Regions from separate parts of the Mus musculus genome. Here region 1 is linked to region 2. A link is a loop called in an ENCODE intact Hi-C map of the cell type or tissue named here. Cell type or tissue: heart. All regions are shown on one strand. Each heading gives the region's core, and the rest is flanking DNA. Links, peaks and the distances in the headings are about the cores only. Region 1 holds the start of Ccdc85c (coiled-coil domain containing 85C). Region 2 overlaps Ccdc85c (coiled-coil domain containing 85C).

The links. Peaks named below come from ENCODE experiments on the same cell type or tissue, not always from the same donor. Only the 100,000 strongest peaks of a DNase experiment are listed, where the experiment ranks them.
Region 1: a loop joins it to region 2, with 2.4 times the contacts of the local background. A loop is called at or near these places in 15 of 42 quality-filtered maps.

What each region holds. Positions count from the first base shown.
Region 1 is chr12:108,273,891-108,282,206 of GRCm38, forward strand. Ccdc85c (coiled-coil domain containing 85C) reads right to left here and starts at 1,503. Exons shown (of 6, transcript NM_001159910.2): 1 at 448-1,503. The coding sequence starts at 1,243. In heart, for the core only: a CTCF peak has its summit at 3,939; DNase peaks (open chromatin) are centred at 1,681, 2,251, 2,601, 3,587 and 1 weaker place; H3K4me3 peaks cover 3,994 bases; H3K27ac peaks cover 3,708 bases; H3K27me3 peaks cover 1,786 bases.
Region 2 is chr12:108,216,533-108,224,848 of GRCm38, forward strand. It overlaps Ccdc85c (coiled-coil domain containing 85C), which reads right to left. Exons shown (of 6, transcript NM_001159910.2): 2 at 5,177-5,250. Among named protein-coding and RNA genes, the nearest start is that of Ccnk, 41 kb to the left of the region's middle. In heart, for the core only: CTCF peaks have their summits at 1,220 and 4,884 (motif pointing right); DNase peaks (open chromatin) are centred at 1,319 and 4,223; H3K27ac peaks cover 5,497 bases.

The sequences.
Region 1 (8,316 bases), core at 115-8,114, 57 kb after region 2:
CCAGCCCAGCCCAGCCCAGGAGGAGATTCAGCTGGGAAGGAAGCAGGGGAGAAAGCCAGCCACAGCACAGTGCAGTCGTGGGTGCTAAGTGAGTTTGAGGGACTCCAACCAGAAGGGAAAATTCACTTGCTTTAGCTTAGGGGCCTTTCATAGTCTTCCAAGAAAAACTCTCCTCTGCCCTCAAGTGTTTTCAGGGTAGGATGAGAGACACCCCTCGACAGCCCCAGAGTGCCAGCTGGTAACACAAAAAGCTGCGGAGGAGAAACTTTTTTCTGCGGCATCAGCTAGACAGGGACACCACCACGCCGAATGCTCCATTTGCTATGCCAGCTGCGGAAGGGTCTGAAGGTGCGACCCCACCCCCACCCCGCACCTGTGAGGTCTCCAGAAACTACTACTGCTTCACGACAGACACCCATGGGCTTCCGATCCCGGCGAGATGCTTACCGTGCAGGCCGTTAGGGATGCTTCGGTGGTGCGGCGGCGCTGACAGGTCATCCAGAGACCGGCGCGTGGCTCCGGCCTTGCCGTCCGGAACCTTGTGCGGCCCCGGGGGCAGCAGAGCCGCTGGGACGTGGTGGTGGTGGTCCGGGCTGCCGCCGCTGCCCGCACTGGACGTGCTGCTGCCGTCGCCAACGTCGCGGGCCCCCGAGCCCGCTGCGCTCCCCGCCAGGGGCCCGCTCAGGCTGGCCTGGCTGTCGATGGAGCTGCGGGAGCCCGCGCCGCCGCCGCCGCCGCCAGCGCCCCCCGCCGCCGCCAGCGCCGCGCGCTCCTCGTCCAGCAACAGCACCAGCTCTTTCAGCTCCAGGTTCTCGCGCAGCAGGGCCTCCTGGCGCGCCTCGAGCTCCCGTAGCTTCTGCTGCGAGCGGGCCACCTCGTGCCACACGGCGCCGGCCGCGTGGCGTCCGAAGCGCTGCCACTCGCGCGCCAGCTTGCGCCCTTTCTGCCGGTCGTCGTCCAGGAAACAGCAGAGCTCACGCAGCTCCTGATTGTCGTCCTGCAGCCGCTGGTTCACGTCCTTGAGGCCGCGGATCTCCAGCAGGTGCTGCTGCAGCCGCCGGTTCACGTCGCGCATCAGGCCGCCGTGCTCCAGCATGAGGCCCACCTTCTCGCCCTCGGCGCGCCGCAGCCGCCGCGCCAGCTCCTCCTTGCTCCAGCGCAGCAGTTCCTCGTCCGGGACCTGGCTCAGCTCCTCCGACGCCGCCGCTGCAGCCGCCGCCGCCACCGCCGGGGGCTTCGCCATGGCGGGGCCGTCACCGCGGCATCGCCCTCGCCCGCGCCGGGCCGGCGCTCCCCGCGCCGGGGCTTCTCTGGGCTCGGCCACGCGCGCGCGGGGGGCGGCTGGGGACGCGTGCGGCCCGCCCTTCGCCGCCTCGCGCTCCCTCCCGCGGCCCCCTCTGGGGTCACCCGAGAGCCCGCGCACGCCTCAGGACTGAGGAACCGGGACCGTGGCTGCGTCGGCGGCCGCGGTGCCCCGGCTCTCCGAGCTCGGGCGCAGCAGGCGGAGGCCCGCCCCCGGCCCCGCTCCCGGAGCCCCAGCTGCCCCGCCCACCCCGGGCGGAGAGGGGGCGGGGCGCCGCCGTTGGGCCACGCCTCCGAAAGGGAGGCGGTCAGAGGAGTGGCAGGCCCCCGAGGTCCCCCTACGCGGTGCGCCGGCCCGCCGGGCGCCCTGCCAGAGGCGCGCTCGAGCCACGGTCCCGCCCTCCCACAGGTCTGATTGGCCAGGTTCGGGGGTGTGCGGGAGGGGCGGGGCGCGCGCGGGGAGGCTGAAAAGATGGTATCTTCCAACCGCGGGGCCTTGCACCCTCCTCCCCCCCACACTCCCGGTTCAAGTTTCTTCGCCCGGAGGACGCGGCCTGGGCCAATCCCAGGACTACAAGGGGTTTTAAAATGCAGGTAGGGCTAGGGGGTGGCGGGGACCGGTGGGAAAGGTAGGGCAGGGCTTCCCTTAAAGGCGACGCGCGAATTTACGCGTCCCTTATCCGGCCAGCGTCCCTGACCCTCCCTTTCTCACCCTTAATAAACAGATGCCCACCCGGCGAGCACAGCTCTCTCCCTCCCTCCCTCCCTCTCGGGGGCACCAGAGTTCGGTACAGTCCGAGAGAGGAGGAACAATAGGACCCTGACATGGGGGGTCGGGCAGGGCTGGTCTTTGTCCCTTTCCGGGCCACCGACCAGAGCCACCTGGGTCCCTGCCTAATATTGCAGCGGGGCTGTCTTCCCACCCCTAGCCCAAGACCGTGGAGCCTTGCCAGCCTTATCTCAGGGCCAGATCTCTCTCCCTTCTTCCCCTGACGTGGTGGGAGCCGAGGACCTGCCCTTTTCCCAGAGCAGTTCTCCGAGCCCTTCCCTTCCGCGCACTACACCGCTAAATCCCTGGGATTGGAAGAACATGCAGTTCGCTAGGTGGAAACCCCTGAGAAAGGCGAGGGAAGGTCTTCCACCCTGGCCAGATAGCTGGGGTCCATAGGTACTCAGCGACCGCAGAACCTTCTTCCCTCGCCCCGCATCGCTGCGGAGCATACGGATCTTCCCACACCTATAAATCCCGTCCCCTAAGCGCATTTAACAGCGCTTCTGCAGCCAGCGGGCCGAGGGAAGGATGCGTTTCCCCTGGACCTACAAGGAGATAACCCACTCTGCGCGCGCACAAACCGGGGTAAGCTACCCGGGCCTGGAGCGCGTGCCCGCGCAGCAGCTGACATCCCCCTTTTACAGTTACTCAGCCGTTTACTAAACCACCTCATGTGCCCTCTTACACCTTCCCCATCCCGGGGGAATTCTACCGGGACAAGAGGCCACTGCTCTCTGAGGGCACTTGGCATTCTTGGGAGGAGGGAGAGAGTACAACGTGAGAAGAATCGGTGAGGCTGTCTGCAGCGCTATGCGGGGAATTCAATTGCCTTAGATCTGTGTTCTGGGAGGGACCTAGGAGCTAGGACCTAAACCTGAGTGACAAGGACAAAGGTAAGCCTGGAGGCCGGACAGGTGAAAGGAACAGCAAGTGGAATGGCCTTAGGGTTGGCTTGTTAGTGGCCGGTTCGAAGGGGAGGAGGGGCCGGCGAGATGGCTCCGCAGGTAAAGGAGTGTGAAGCCCAGCCTGACAACCTAAATTAATTCCCAGGACACAGTGATGGAAGGAGAGACCTTACTCCCTCACGTTGTCCTCTGACCTCCAGAGTGGGCAGTAGCTTACATAAACACTCACACAGAAAGAATGAAATGTAATAATATATTAAAAAAAAAAAAAAAACAAGAAAGGGTGCCGTAGATGGTGCGGGACATTAATCCTAGAGTTTGAAGGCAGAGGCAGGGGTAATATCTGAATTCCAGGCCAGTGAGCTACAGAGAGTCTGTCTAAAAAAAAGAAAAAAGAAAAAAGAAAAAGAGAAGAAAAGAAAGGAAAGGATGAAATATGAGGTCTGAGCTCAAAAGGCAGGCCCATGTGTGACCTGAAGCTGGAGTCTTGGCTGTCTTGGCTCCCATTGGTAAAGGGCTGGGAACCACACAGGTTGAGCTAATTCAGTCCTCCTTCCCCCTCCCTCCTGGTAAATGAGCCGACGGTCGAAAGGGGTAGGAAGAAGATGAGCCCCGGGGGATGCCGAGGCTGGCCACGTGCACTCAGCACCAGGGAGTCAGCTGAGTAGAGGGGCCTGGTGCTCTGCAGACCCAGCACAGCACACTTTCAAAAGGAGGGGACTTAGGGTCCGCACCTGGGGGAGGCTGCAGATCTGCTTTCAACCCCCAAGTCGCAGCAGCAGGCTCCCTGGAGGATCCCCACAGAGCGGAGACTGAGTGGGTTAAGGAGTTACTCCATTGAGACTGCAGGGGGGAGGGGCGCGGTGAGCAGAGCACACACCAAGGGAACACTTCGGCTCACCAGGGAAATTGCTGAGACAATTCAATTTGTACTGAGCTCTGTGGCTGCCTTGTGTCTCCTTGTGGTGTTCCTATGGCCTGCAGCCTCTGCCTTCGGGTCCTCCAGGGTGACAGCTTCAGTGGAGAAAAAAGGAAACCTTCATCCAAGCGGTGATTCAAATCACCTACACACTACGGGGCCAGCGGAGCCTGGTGAGGGGGGGCTCAGTGGGGGTGTAGGAGTGGGAGGAGACTGTTAACCACCATCCTTTCCCTGGAACTCTGAGAGCCAACGATAACAACAGCAGTAATAATAGCATGAATGACAAGTTCCCCATAGCTACATGAATAGGGTACCCTCCCCTTCTGTTAACCTGCCCCACCTAGGGCCTGGAGTACCTCCTTAGTGCTGGACTAACTAACCAGGAGTAAGTTGGCCAGTTACCCATGGGAGGGAGGTGTAGGAGGAGGGTGTGACTGGGATGTCAGGAGAAGGTAACCAAATACCTTCCCCAGCCCTCCTCCTGTGAGGCCCAGTGTTGAGGGTCACAGCTGCTGCAGGAGTCGGTAGCAATGGCTGTCAGGCTCAGAGGGCAGTCCCACAACATAGGGGTTCGCTTAGGTGCTAAGTTCCAGGCTCCGCATGCAGCCTTTGAGACCGGCTGTGGATATCCCTATGACAGCTGCCAGCTGCTCCTGCCATCCAGCCCTGCAGCTTCCAGATGCTCTGCGTGCCAGGCCTCGGGTGCTACCTCAAGCCTCAAATCTACAAAATCTACAAGTAGCAGTCCAACACACACACACACACACACACACACACACACACTCGGGCACTGCAGCGATCCGAGACCCAGCTCTGGTGTCTGAATATTTCATGCTGCGGTGGGGGGGTAGGGTGTTGGGGGGGGGGGCAGGACGAATGTGGCAAAGCCCTTAATTGTTAATGTGGCTTCTGCTGGCTCCAGGCCCAGCACTCCCGGCCCCTCCTGTTGGAAATGGCAGAAATGGCAACAATGGATGGTAATGACTCCTCAAGCCCCTCAGGTCTTTACGCCCTGCCCTGTGTGAGGCTGCTGCACAGAGATGTCCAGTGTCCTGCTTGCTTACCACACACGCCCCAGTTCTCGCTCAGTGTAGGACCTGGGAGCCAGGTGAGCAAATACTGAAGGAGAGAACAATGGCCTTGCATCTCTGGTCTCACGCCACAGTGTGTCCCCAGGCAGTCACAGACACACCTTGTCCCCTCAGCTTCTAGATCTGTAGCTAAACTTGGGATCATTCATTCCTTCTACAAAACGGGAGAGCCTCAAAGCACACCAGGCTCCAACCCTAGGCCATTGGATGACGTAGGCGGGCACTGCTTGCCTAGGGAAAGGTTGGGGTAGAAGGAGGAGAGCTGGTGAGTGTTCCAGACTCTTGCCTATGAGACTTTGCAAACCTATGCAGTGAGCTGGGTCCTGGGTCCTAAGCAAGGTCTCCCCCGACACCAGGAGGCATCCATCTTGGCCTCTCAGTTGCCGAGAACCTGTATCAGCAAGTCAGGGCCCCAAGGCAGCAAGGGGACAGATGAACCCCAAAGGTCTCAGCCCCGAGAAGCTCATGTAGTGAAACCCCCAACCAGTACCCCAGAGCAAAGACGCCCGAATATCTGGGGGAGCTCAGTAAAGAGGACTGGGGTACTCTAGATGGCCACGTTCTCTGGCCAGACTGGAAGGAGGCACACTCATTTATGTGGGACAAAGAGGCCTGGCTTTAGAGCACTGGTTCTCAACCTGTGGGTCCCAACCCCCTTGGGGGCCTAGTGGCTTGTTCACAGGAGTCACCTAAGACCATCAGAAAATATAGGTATTTACACTATGATTCATAACGGCAGCAAAACTAGAGTTATGAAGTAGCAATAAAAATAATGTTTATGGTTGAGGGTCACCACAGCACAGCGAGCTGTATTAAAGGGTCACAGCGTCAGGAAGGTTGAGAGCCCCTGCTTTAGAGAGCTTCCCCTAAAGATCCTCAGATTCCCTCAAGTGGTCCCCAAATATGTTGCCTAGGATGTAAGTATCTAGGGACGGTGGGACCTGGAGTTGGTGGTGTTGGCTGCCGTCTCTCCATCAGATTCCCTTGTTTATTGCTCCATAGCCAGCATCGCTGCGACATGGGAGAAAGTAATTGATGATGATGATGACAAAAAAACAACAACAAAAAAAAAGCCAGGCATGATGGCACATGCCTTTAATCCCAGCACTTGGGAGGCAGAGGCAGGCGGATTTCTGAGTTCAAGGCCAGCCTGGTCTACAAAGTGAGTTCCAGGACAGCTAGGGCTATACAGAGAAACCCTGTCTCGAAAGAAAAAAAAAAAACCTCCCTGGGCTCATGGACATAGGACCCCACAGGAAAGGCCAGCACAGCAGAGAGTAAACATTTTATACATGTTGCAGAATTTCAGAGCATCAGGGGGCAAAGAGATCCTGGAAATAGGGAGGGGATGGGAAATTGGGGAGAATCGCAGTGTCAAGAGTCAGAATGAAGCCAGGTGTGGTGGTGCACGCCTTTAATCCCAGCACTTGGGAGGCAGAGGCAGGCAGATTTCTGAGTTTGAGGCCAGCCTGGTCTACAGAATGAGTTCCAGGAGAGCCAGGGCTACAGAGAAACCCTGTCTGGAAAAACCAAACAAACAAAAGAGTCAGAATGACAGGATCCTGCAGCCAGCTCCACAAGTTACAAGAAGCCAGGCTAATGGGATCCTCAGCTGTGGGAGCCTAGATTAGGACTCACGTGATCAAAGGTGGAGGGAGAGTAAGACATTTTCACACCTTTTTTTTTTTAATGCCTTTAAAATTATCAAGGGAGCACACCTGCGTGGAGGTCAGAGGTCCTTGCAGTAGCAGAATCTGGGCGGGGCGGGGGGGGGGGTCCAGAGGTTCAAATTTCGGTGGTTAGGCTGGATTCAGTAACTTTACCCACTGAGCCATCTCACCAAGCCTTCTTTTAACTCCTTAAAGCCTAAGCCAGGCTGGAAATGAGACTCAGAGTGGAGCACTTGCCCGGCATACACAAGGCCCCAGCACCACGGAAATCGCTCCTGGTATTGCCCATTTATAACCCGGTTCCCCAGAGGTGGAGAGTGCAGTCCTAAGCTCAGGGTCATCCGAAGCTACCTAGGGAGTTTGAGGTCAGCCTGGGGGACCTGTAATCTCCAGGCGCTCTTCCTCTAACAGGAGGAATTTGGGGCCAGGTGCTGTGTTTCCCAACCCTCAGGAGGTCACCAGTTGCAGGTTCTAGGGCAACCTGGGCCACAGGGGAAGACATTTTGGCTGGAGTGTGGCTCAATGGCAGAGCACTGGACTGCCTTTACAAGGCTTTCAGGACCAGCCAGAATGCACACAGGAGTGTGGGAGGATGTGACTCACAAGATAGTTCCCAAGGTGAGGGTTCTACACCCAGAAGGAACCAAGCCGAGGGTTCTACACCCAGAAGGAACCAAGGCAGATGAAGGAACTGAATGACTGAGGCTCCAGTCAGAGGTGCCAGGGAAGGGACACCCAAAGGAGAACAGAGACAAATTCAGAGAAAACAAGCCAGACGATTAACCCCCCAGGTTAAATACGGACAGTGGCCAGGGAATGAAGACCCATGAAAGGGGGCAGCTCGTGGCTCAGCCGGCCACACACGTATACAGTGCAACATACAAACACCAGTCAAAGACTGTGATGTAGCTGAACTGAGAGGGGGGTAGAGAGTGGGGGCAGGGCACAGAACACACTCCTACAAGACATAGGTGGCAGATGGGTAACGCTGGAGAGACAGAAAAGAAGTCAGCCCAGGCACGGTGGTGCACACCTTTGATCCCATCACCTGGAAAGCAGAGGCAAGCAGATCTCTTGAGTTCAAGGCTAACCTGGTCTACAGAGCAGTTCCAGGATAGCCAAGGCTATACAGAAAAAAAAAAAAAAAAAACTGGCTAGGGGATGGGGGTCTGGGGTGTGCGTGTGCAGTGCTAAGAATGCACTGTTTATTTGCAAATAGTCCTGAGGTAAGCACCTAAATATCAGAAAAACTTCTGGTCCAGAAGCAGGATCCCAGGCTGAAGGGGGAAGAGGGTTTTGTTAGAAACTAGCTCTGAGCCCAGCGTGGTGGCACACGCCTTTAATCCCAGCACTTGGGAGGCAGAGGCAGGCGCATTTCTGAGTTCGAGGCCAGCCTGGTCTACAAAGTGAGTTCCAGGACAGCCAGGGTTATACAGAGAAACCCTGTCTCGAAAAAACAAAAAAGAAAAAGAAACTAGCTCTGTAGACTAGGCTATCTTCAAACACAGGTAGACCAGGCTATCTTCAAACACAGAGATCCCTTGCCTCTGCCTCCCAAGAGCTGGGACTAAAAGCACCCACTACAGTGCCCACCTATGATGGTAATTTCATTCCTGAAACACTGACCTGGATGGTGAGGGCACACACATTTAAT
Region 2 (8,316 bases), core at 147-8,146:
CGAGAAAGATCGGACAAGGGAACACCACTGCAGGACTGGCTTGTTGTTACATTGCAAGGCAGCAATTAGTGTGTCAGCTCAGAAGGAGCACTGCCTAAAAGGAATCTACAGGCAGGACTAGTGCGTCCTGGAAGTGGTCAGAGCCCAGGAAGGAACGTAAGAGGAGAGGAGACACAGCAGACACAGCACACAGTGCTTAGCAGCCCTCTTGCCCCTCAGAGCCACAGCAAACCCCCCTTCCCCGGCAGTTCTACCTGGAGCTGGCTTCTCTGGCAGCTGTGGGGGCGGGGCAGCTGGAAGAAGAGAAGACAGCATCACCCTGCCAGCCTACACCGTCCGCCTGGCCACTTTCCTTGGACATGGACTGGCCAAAGCCAAGGGGTCTCAGGTGTGCCAGGGTAGTTTCTAGTTTCACCACACTTGGGGTTGGGAAAGAGGACACTAAAAAGCCATTCAATGTTTTGAGACAAGCCCAAAGCCCAAATAGCCTTCTAGGGAATGCAGCCTCCTGGAGGGCCTGGGGGTACCCCCAAGGCCCCAGCTAGCTCTGAGAGGCAACACCACGATGCCAACTGGCTCTGCTTTCTTCCTCTTTCATCTGAACAGGCCATTAGGAACAAAGGGGCAGCCGCTTTGGCTGGGGACCCTGAGACTTCTCTTCATTAGTATTCAGATGAGGTAATAAGGTCACTTCCGGCCCAGCTGGCACCACCTCCCCTACCACCCAGGCAATCTCATATACCCCCGCTTGTCAAACCTGCTGGAGGGACCACCACACTAGAGGCCTGTGATGAAGTGTGGCTTACTCTCCGGACAGCCTGATCCCCACTACTGTAGGGACTACCTTACCCACCTTACCCTTCCAGGTCCCGTTTGGTTCACTGAGATGAGAGAGAGATGGGCCAGGCAGGAAGATATCGGAGGGATGCAGGCTTACAGTATGAAAGCCTTACTAGACATGGGTAAGATAAGGCCTCTGTTTGGTGTACATACCTACTGCAGTCAGACCAGGGAGCACCAGGGCTATATAGTTACTCCCAACATGGCCCTCACTACCAGCTAGCCCACATCTCAGCGGTTTTCCACCATGGCCCTCTGAGTGACATATATGGCAGGTATATTAGTGGCCTCCCCCCACCCACCCACCCATAAGGAAACTGAAGCACAGAAATGTTACACCAGCTACCCAGTGTCCCCCTCCTCCCCCGGCAGATAGGTGGCACTAGTGAGCCATCTCTAGGTTCTACTCAGCATCTGACTCTTAGTAGATGCTCCCTGAGAGAGCCTTCACTGTTGGTTGAGGCACGGGGGCACAAAGCCTAGACCCTCATCCGGCCACCAAGCTGCCCTGCCCTTCTGCTAACGGGGTCCCTGGCAGGGAACAGACAGACTCAGGTCCTAGCATTTCAAGTCTTCCAGAGCTGTGGCACTGTAGTGCCCAGGCAGGGGGCAATGTGCCAGCCCACATCACAGTGGTAGAACAGGGGTACCCTGAGTTCTGTTAGGCGTCGGGCGCCATGGCAGACACTGCCCAGCTGAACTGCCGCTGCCGTAAAGAGGCGGGGAGACCAATGACCTCAGAGGGACACGTGGATGGAGAGCCCTACCCTCCTCAGGCTCAGGAACGTGGGTGACAAAAATGGGGGCCCAACAGGGTTTTGGGTGGTGGTGGATGGCTCCTAAAAGACTTGTTCCAAATTCAGACAACACGGAGCACTTCCTGCAGGAACAGGCAGAGGTTATCTGCCAACACGGCACGGTGAGAGGCCCTCGGGATCAGGAAACGGCAGACAGACAAGGACTGCCCACAGGAGTGCTCCCAGGGCCACACCAGACCTGTGCTGGGTGTCACTGTAGTCCCTGACTTTCATGGAGGAAACTGAGGCACAGAAGACAGGGAGCTTTGCCTGAAGCTACGGGCTAACAATGGGACAGAAATGGCCTGAACCCAGATCCGTGCAGGGCCCAAACTCATTTTCTGATGGTTCACACGAGGCTAGTGCCACACTGCCCCATCGTGTGGCTAAGTCCCCACGCCCCCGGTCCTAACCTTAGGATGGCATCCCTTCGGAGGTGGGGGTCCTCACAGAGGTGAGCAAGTTTAAGTAAGATCCCCGGGGTGCCTGGTATCCTCCTTAAAGAGACCAATTAGGTCAAAGACAGGAAAGTATGAGGGACATGGGGACCAGGTGCCGTCAACAAGCCAGGAGCAAGGCCTAGGGATAAGCCAACCCTGTTGGCACCCTGACATTCAACTTCCAGCCTCCTGGGCAGAGAGTGAGTTTGACTGTCTGTGCATTCCCACCACACGGCACAACTCGGCAGCCCAAGCGAGTTACCAGAGCACCCGTGCCAGGAAGCGCCCCCCATCCAGACCTTTTCTCTACCTGTGTCTGGTGCAGACATCCTCACAGGCTACACCCAGCAACCCCGTGGTATCTGGCCCTGTGAGGGAGAGCATAAAGGTCTGGGGACAGAGCAGGGCTCAGGTGCCTCCCGGCTGCAGGGGCTGCAGGGCTGGACTGCGGCCTCCCTCCAGAGCTGCAGCCGTAGCCACAGCCGCAGCCACAGTGGGCCCTCCGGCCTGGGTGAGAGACCGCCAGGGCTGCTTGCTCTTTTTGTGAGAGGCTGGCTTCTTGGTGGTTCTGGAGGTCTCATTTATCGGCCCGGTGGGGGGCGGGGGGATGGGGGGGCTCTAACCAGAGACCCCAGCATCAATTACGGCTGCCCCTACTCGGGTCCTGGCCGGGCACCGAGAATCTGCAGGAGAAATACTATGCACGGAGCCCTGGGATGAATCATCCTGCAGGAAACAGCTGTGTTGATGAGATTTTAAAGCCGGCACGAGAAAGAAAATATGAACTGAGCTGCAGTAATTCAGCCTGTGAGCTCCCTGGCACATTTTTAATGAAAGCTGTTTCGGAGTTAAATAGAGGCTACGGGGGGCGGGGGGGAGAGTGGGGGTAGGATCAGGGGGGACTCTCTGGCCTCCTGCTCGAGCCCCAAGGACGCATCACCTTACAGTATTGCGAACATTCCTCACGCCTGCTTTTCGCCAGTGGGCAATTTCTCAGCTTTGCGAGGAGCTGGGGGTTTCTGTTGGACTATGATTTCACGACAGAATCATGAAATTCCACACAGCAGAGCCCTGAGGCTGAGGAGTGAGGGCAGCGACTGTCCTGCCATCATCGTCTCCTTCCTCAAGATGCCCGAACCCTGTCCCGCAGCCACGGCACGGTGGTGGCCTTGTGCGCTTGCTCCCTCCGGGCAGCCAGCTCTTCCTGAGCCCGGGTGGGAGTCAGCCTCCCTTCTGGGCCTCCGAGACTGGGTGGGGAGCAGCTGGGGGCTTCCCGGGCTCATGCTCAGTTCAGGCGTGGCAGGGTATAGAGGCGTGGATCTGGGGCTCCAAGAGCCCTTCCTCAGGCAGTTGGCAGTCAGGAGGGAGTAGGGACAGGAAAGAACATGACAGACAGCCCAGGGCCGAGAAAGCTCAGAGTAAGTGGAGACACACCTAAAGGTGTGCATGGAGGAGGCCCAGAGTGTAGAGCTAATCCCTGGAGGGGTGGGACCAGGCCAGGGCTGGCCCCTGCTCAGGCCTGAAGGCTCAGCCTCCTACCCGGGGGGGTGGGAGACATGGACGGGACAGACAGACAGGACGGACGGACACAGAAGGCAACTGAGCACAGCTATGGGTAGGGAGGGCTTCCATGGGGGACTGTGGCTGCCCCAGGGAGGGAGGGTGGGAGGGACTGCTACCCCGTGGCTTTCACATCCACCAGTTGTACAAGGCCATGGCCTGGTCCAACACTTGAAACTGGGCTACAGGTTCCCAACGGGACAAAGTGGCCCTGAGAGCAGAGACTAAATGTCAAGTACAACCCCGATGCCCGTGAAAACGGGGGGCACAGGCTCTTCTCTGATTTGACGGTGGAGCACACTTCCTATGGAAAGGACAGTGGAACAGCATCCTGAACTTGAAAGGGGACTCCTCATCCGCCTCTCCACAGGAACAAAGGCCAGACCGAGGCTGGCGCTGCCGGGCGGGGGTGGTGGGGGTGGGGAACCACAGGGCCCGAGCTGGGGCCCTGGCACGTGGTGCCAGCCTTCACTCGGCAAGCAGTGGCCCGTCAAGCAGGAGTGAGCGCTGGCATGAACAACTCCCTCCCCTCCAGATGGATGTGGGCCTTCTCTAGAGTAGGTGCTGCCCTTGAGCTCCGCAATACTGCTGGCACCGCTAGCCCCTGAAGCCCCATAGCAACCGCGTGCAGTCAGGCTCCCAGTAAGCACTTGCATGCTACCCCACCAAGTGAGACTAGCCTCAGCAGGGTGGCCTATGGAGGTGACACTGCGGGACTAAATTAAATCCACTGTTGGGATGTGAGCCTCCCGATGGCCACCAATGGACAGAGGACGTCACTGTCTTCCTGTGCAGGGCAGTGGGCCTTGGGCCCAGCAGGTCACATGGCAACAGGACCAGGCATCTGAGCGATGTCTAAGGCTGTCTCATCCAGGGACGGCCACATACACTTACGTTATACCAGCAGGTATAACAGAGGGGGGAGAGGCTCAGATGGAGCCAGGGGTGGGTCCAGGAACAGGGAGGCTGGAGGGCTGCTTGTCTACTCAGAGCCTCTCGTCACCAGGCCCTCTGCCATCCCCACCAAGAGCAGAGGTGTTTGCTGGTCTCTCCCCCATATCCGGTCACAGTCCACAAGAGGCTCCACTCCCTTTCAGTAGACACCTCCTCTCGACCAGCAGCCATGACCACGTCCCTCCCCTGCTGCCATCCTAATGCTGCTCTCCCTCTGTGGACCCACAACCCCAACTGTCCATGTGAGCAGGGTAGACCTAGTGAGGAACTGGCCAGCAGGGGGCCGGGGTCCCGTGTGGGTCTGCCTCCATTTGCCTGTCACCGCCACTGGCTTTGGGCCCAGGGCCAGCCATACGGAGCTTGCAGACACTGGGCAAGCAGCAGTCAGCGAGGCTGGCAAGCCCTGGCCACCCGGAGCCTGGATTTGAGCGAGGAGTGGGTCTGTGGCCAGGCTATCTGGGAGACAGCTGAAGAGGCAGCTGGGGTAAGGGGGAAGCTATGGGAGCCCCAGAAAAACTGGAGATGGGATGGCCTCTAAAGGAATGGCCATTACCCCTATAGCCAATACCCTGATGACTCACTTACCTGTGGGGGGAGCTTGTCACCGTCCAACAGCTTCACCTTGGTCTCCAATGGCCTGATGTAAGTGGACGAGGGATCTGAAGAACAGAGGGGAAGAAGGTGGTCCGTTAGCCACCAGGAGCTCACCGCATGGACACACCCCACTCTAGCCTAGCACGGCCTCATGTGGTCCCCAAGTCTGGTTTCCAAGAAGATGATGGAGTGTTCCCTGGCCTACATGTTCCTGGGGCGATCCCTTCTGATGCCAAGAGTAGTTGGCACAAAAATCCACAGCCAGAGACAGCCTCCTCAGGGCCCAGAGCCCAGGATCTCCCTCTCTACTGTGTAGTGAGGAAACAGTCAGTGAGAGACCCTAGTGGATGGGTTCAGAGCGTGTCTAGCTTGAAGTGGGCTGGAGAGATGGCTCAGCGGTTAAGAGCACTTGACGGCTCTTCCGAAGGTCCTGAATTCAAATCCCAGCAACCACGTGGTGGCTCACAACCATCTCTCATGAGATCTGACGTCCTCTTCTGGGGTGTTTGAAGACAGCTACAGTGTACTTACATATAATAAATAAATGGTGTTTTTTTGTTTGTTTGTTTTTAAAAAAGAGCCTGTCTGGGTGTGCCTTTGTGACTGACACACAAACAGCAACTGAGGTGGAAAGACCCTCCCTGAATGTGAACAAGGTCATGCAACAGGCGAAGGGCTTAGGGCTTCCAGAGGGGGAAAAAAAAGCCCACCACCCTAGGCTCTGTGCTCCCTCCCCCGCCCCCACCTCCTTTTCCACCCCCAAAGAGGACACGTGTGAGGAGTTCCTCAATCGCCAATCATGGGGCCCAACATCCCAGGAAATAAAGTGCACCCACCCCCACCCCACTGCCCCTGCTTTTTTTTCCTCCCATCAGAAAAGCTGGCAAAAGTCTCGTTGAACGCCAGCCCCATTCTGCTGTCCCTGCCTGCCTACCCCACAGCCCCTGTCCTCCTCCCCAGCAGCAGAGGGGCAGCCCCCTGACCATCCTCAGCCCAGGCTGCAGTGGAAGGCACCTGACTTGGAGGACTCAAGGACCGGAAGACAGGAAGGGAAGCCTCAAGCAGGGATGGGAACTGCAGGGCCTGTCCCAAGCACCCTGTGGGGCTGATGGATTTGGGACACCTCAGTCAGCCAGACACCCAGTGAAGGTGGACTGTTGAAACTCTTGCTAGAGGCTACAAGGTTGAGTGGCCAGCTGAGACTCTGTCCACCGGCTCGGTGAGTCACCACCCAAAAGACGCAGGGTCTCCCAGGTACTTAACACTCTAACCCTCAACCTCAGAACAACACAGGGGCAGCAGACAAGCCGAGCAAAGCCGGGGCTACTGAGTGAGTCCACCTCAGTGTAGGGCTAGGGAATACAATCCATGGGCTTCTACAATTTCCAGGTGGGCAGAAGAGGCTGGGGACCTGCAGTGGACGATAAGGCATCTGTCCCTTCTAGCACAAAGCCAGCATGACCCCAGGGAAGGCTGCCCTTGATGTCCTCGTGCCACATGCAGATATCTTACCCCTCTCCTCCACCCCTATCCACAGGTTCTAATAAGGAGTGGCTATGAAGCCCACCGCTGACCATCAGGAACTTAAGTCCCCAGGAATGCCTAGGCTCACACAGGTGACCCGCCTGTTAAGGGACATACTTTGTTCCCCAGGAAGTACCTGTGGAACCCTCAGGAGCCCCCACCCACTCAGCCTAGATCCACAGGGCCCTGCAGAGCGTCTGGTGCAGCAGAGAACGGGAAAAGTGTGGGAGCAGGGAGCAAGGCCCAACCCACAGGCTGGAGAACAAAACACCAGAACCTCCCTCCTCCTCATTCCCGACATTCACCTCTTAGGAAGGTGGAGCCTTTTACAGGGGAGGAGAGGAGGGCAGCTCCCTGCTAAGGCCTAGCCGGCACAGCCTGAGGAATGACAGACAACAGTACCGGGCACAGGGTGGCTCCAACGGGCAATACTGCCCTACTGCCCGGGCCCCCCCCCCCCCCCCCCGGCCTCACTGCACAGCCCCATACTGAGTTTCCAAGAACTCAAGAGACAGGTCCCTCGCACGCTCCAGGTTAGCACAGGGGTCTCTCCCTGCCTACGAGGCCCTGATGAGGACGCTAGCCATCCACAGAGGCTGTAGCTAGAGATGCCTCGGTTGGTTTAGGTGCGATGACTCTACCACAGGCAGATAGGAAAGGGCTCCACATACACTCGGGGTCTATCAGGTCTCTCTGAGAGTAGAAAGGCAAACATGGAACAAATGGGACGCTCCTGATCCTACATGCTGCCAAGGGGACTCCAGCTGTGCGGGGGACATCCCAGAAAGCACCCATATGAGGGCTGGGGATGAGGTTCAGTTGGTAGGGTGTCCACCTACCGTGCATGAGGTCCTAGGTTCAACCCTCAGCAGTGCACAGACTGTGTGTGGTGGCACATGCCTGACACTTGGAAGTGACAGTTGGGGGGGAGGGGGCTGAGGAGTGCAAGAGCAGCCTTGCAAACGCAGAGAGCTTGAAGCCAGCCTAAACTACAAGAAACCCTTGAGTTTTAAAGAAAGCCTAGCCCCTCCCCTCCTGCAGGCCAGCCTTTGGGACCACGCTGGGCAGAGCGCTGGAGTGGAGCTTGCTCTCAGAGAGGCACGAGCGTTCCCACACACCTCTCTTCTGGATTCCATCCTATGGTAAAATTCCCTGGCATGGCTGCAAACACGCAGTACGCACGCACTCACTCGGTCCCTAGGTGCAGTCTCCATCCAACCCAGGCGGGGACCCAACCAACACCACCAAGTGAAGATGTCAACAGGCCCACTGTCACTGGCCCACCCATCTCCCCCCCCCCCTGTGGACTCCTGCTGAGTGGGCAAGAAGCCTCCAGCCTTAGCATATATTCTTTCAGTCCACGGTGTGGCTCACATGAGGAACGTGTGACTTTTTTTTTTTTTACTTATACCATTTATAGTCAATTTTCAAGTAATTCCAGAGCAAGAAGAGAGACCTTCCTTTTTAATTAGAAGAGTAGGTTCCTTCCCACCTCTTAGCTTCCGCCCGCCCACCCACGGAGGGCACCAGCCATTCAGCTTTAAGTTCTCCATGTGTGACCCTGTCCCCACCCCGTTTCCCAAAGCAGACTCTCTTAGTGCCAGACA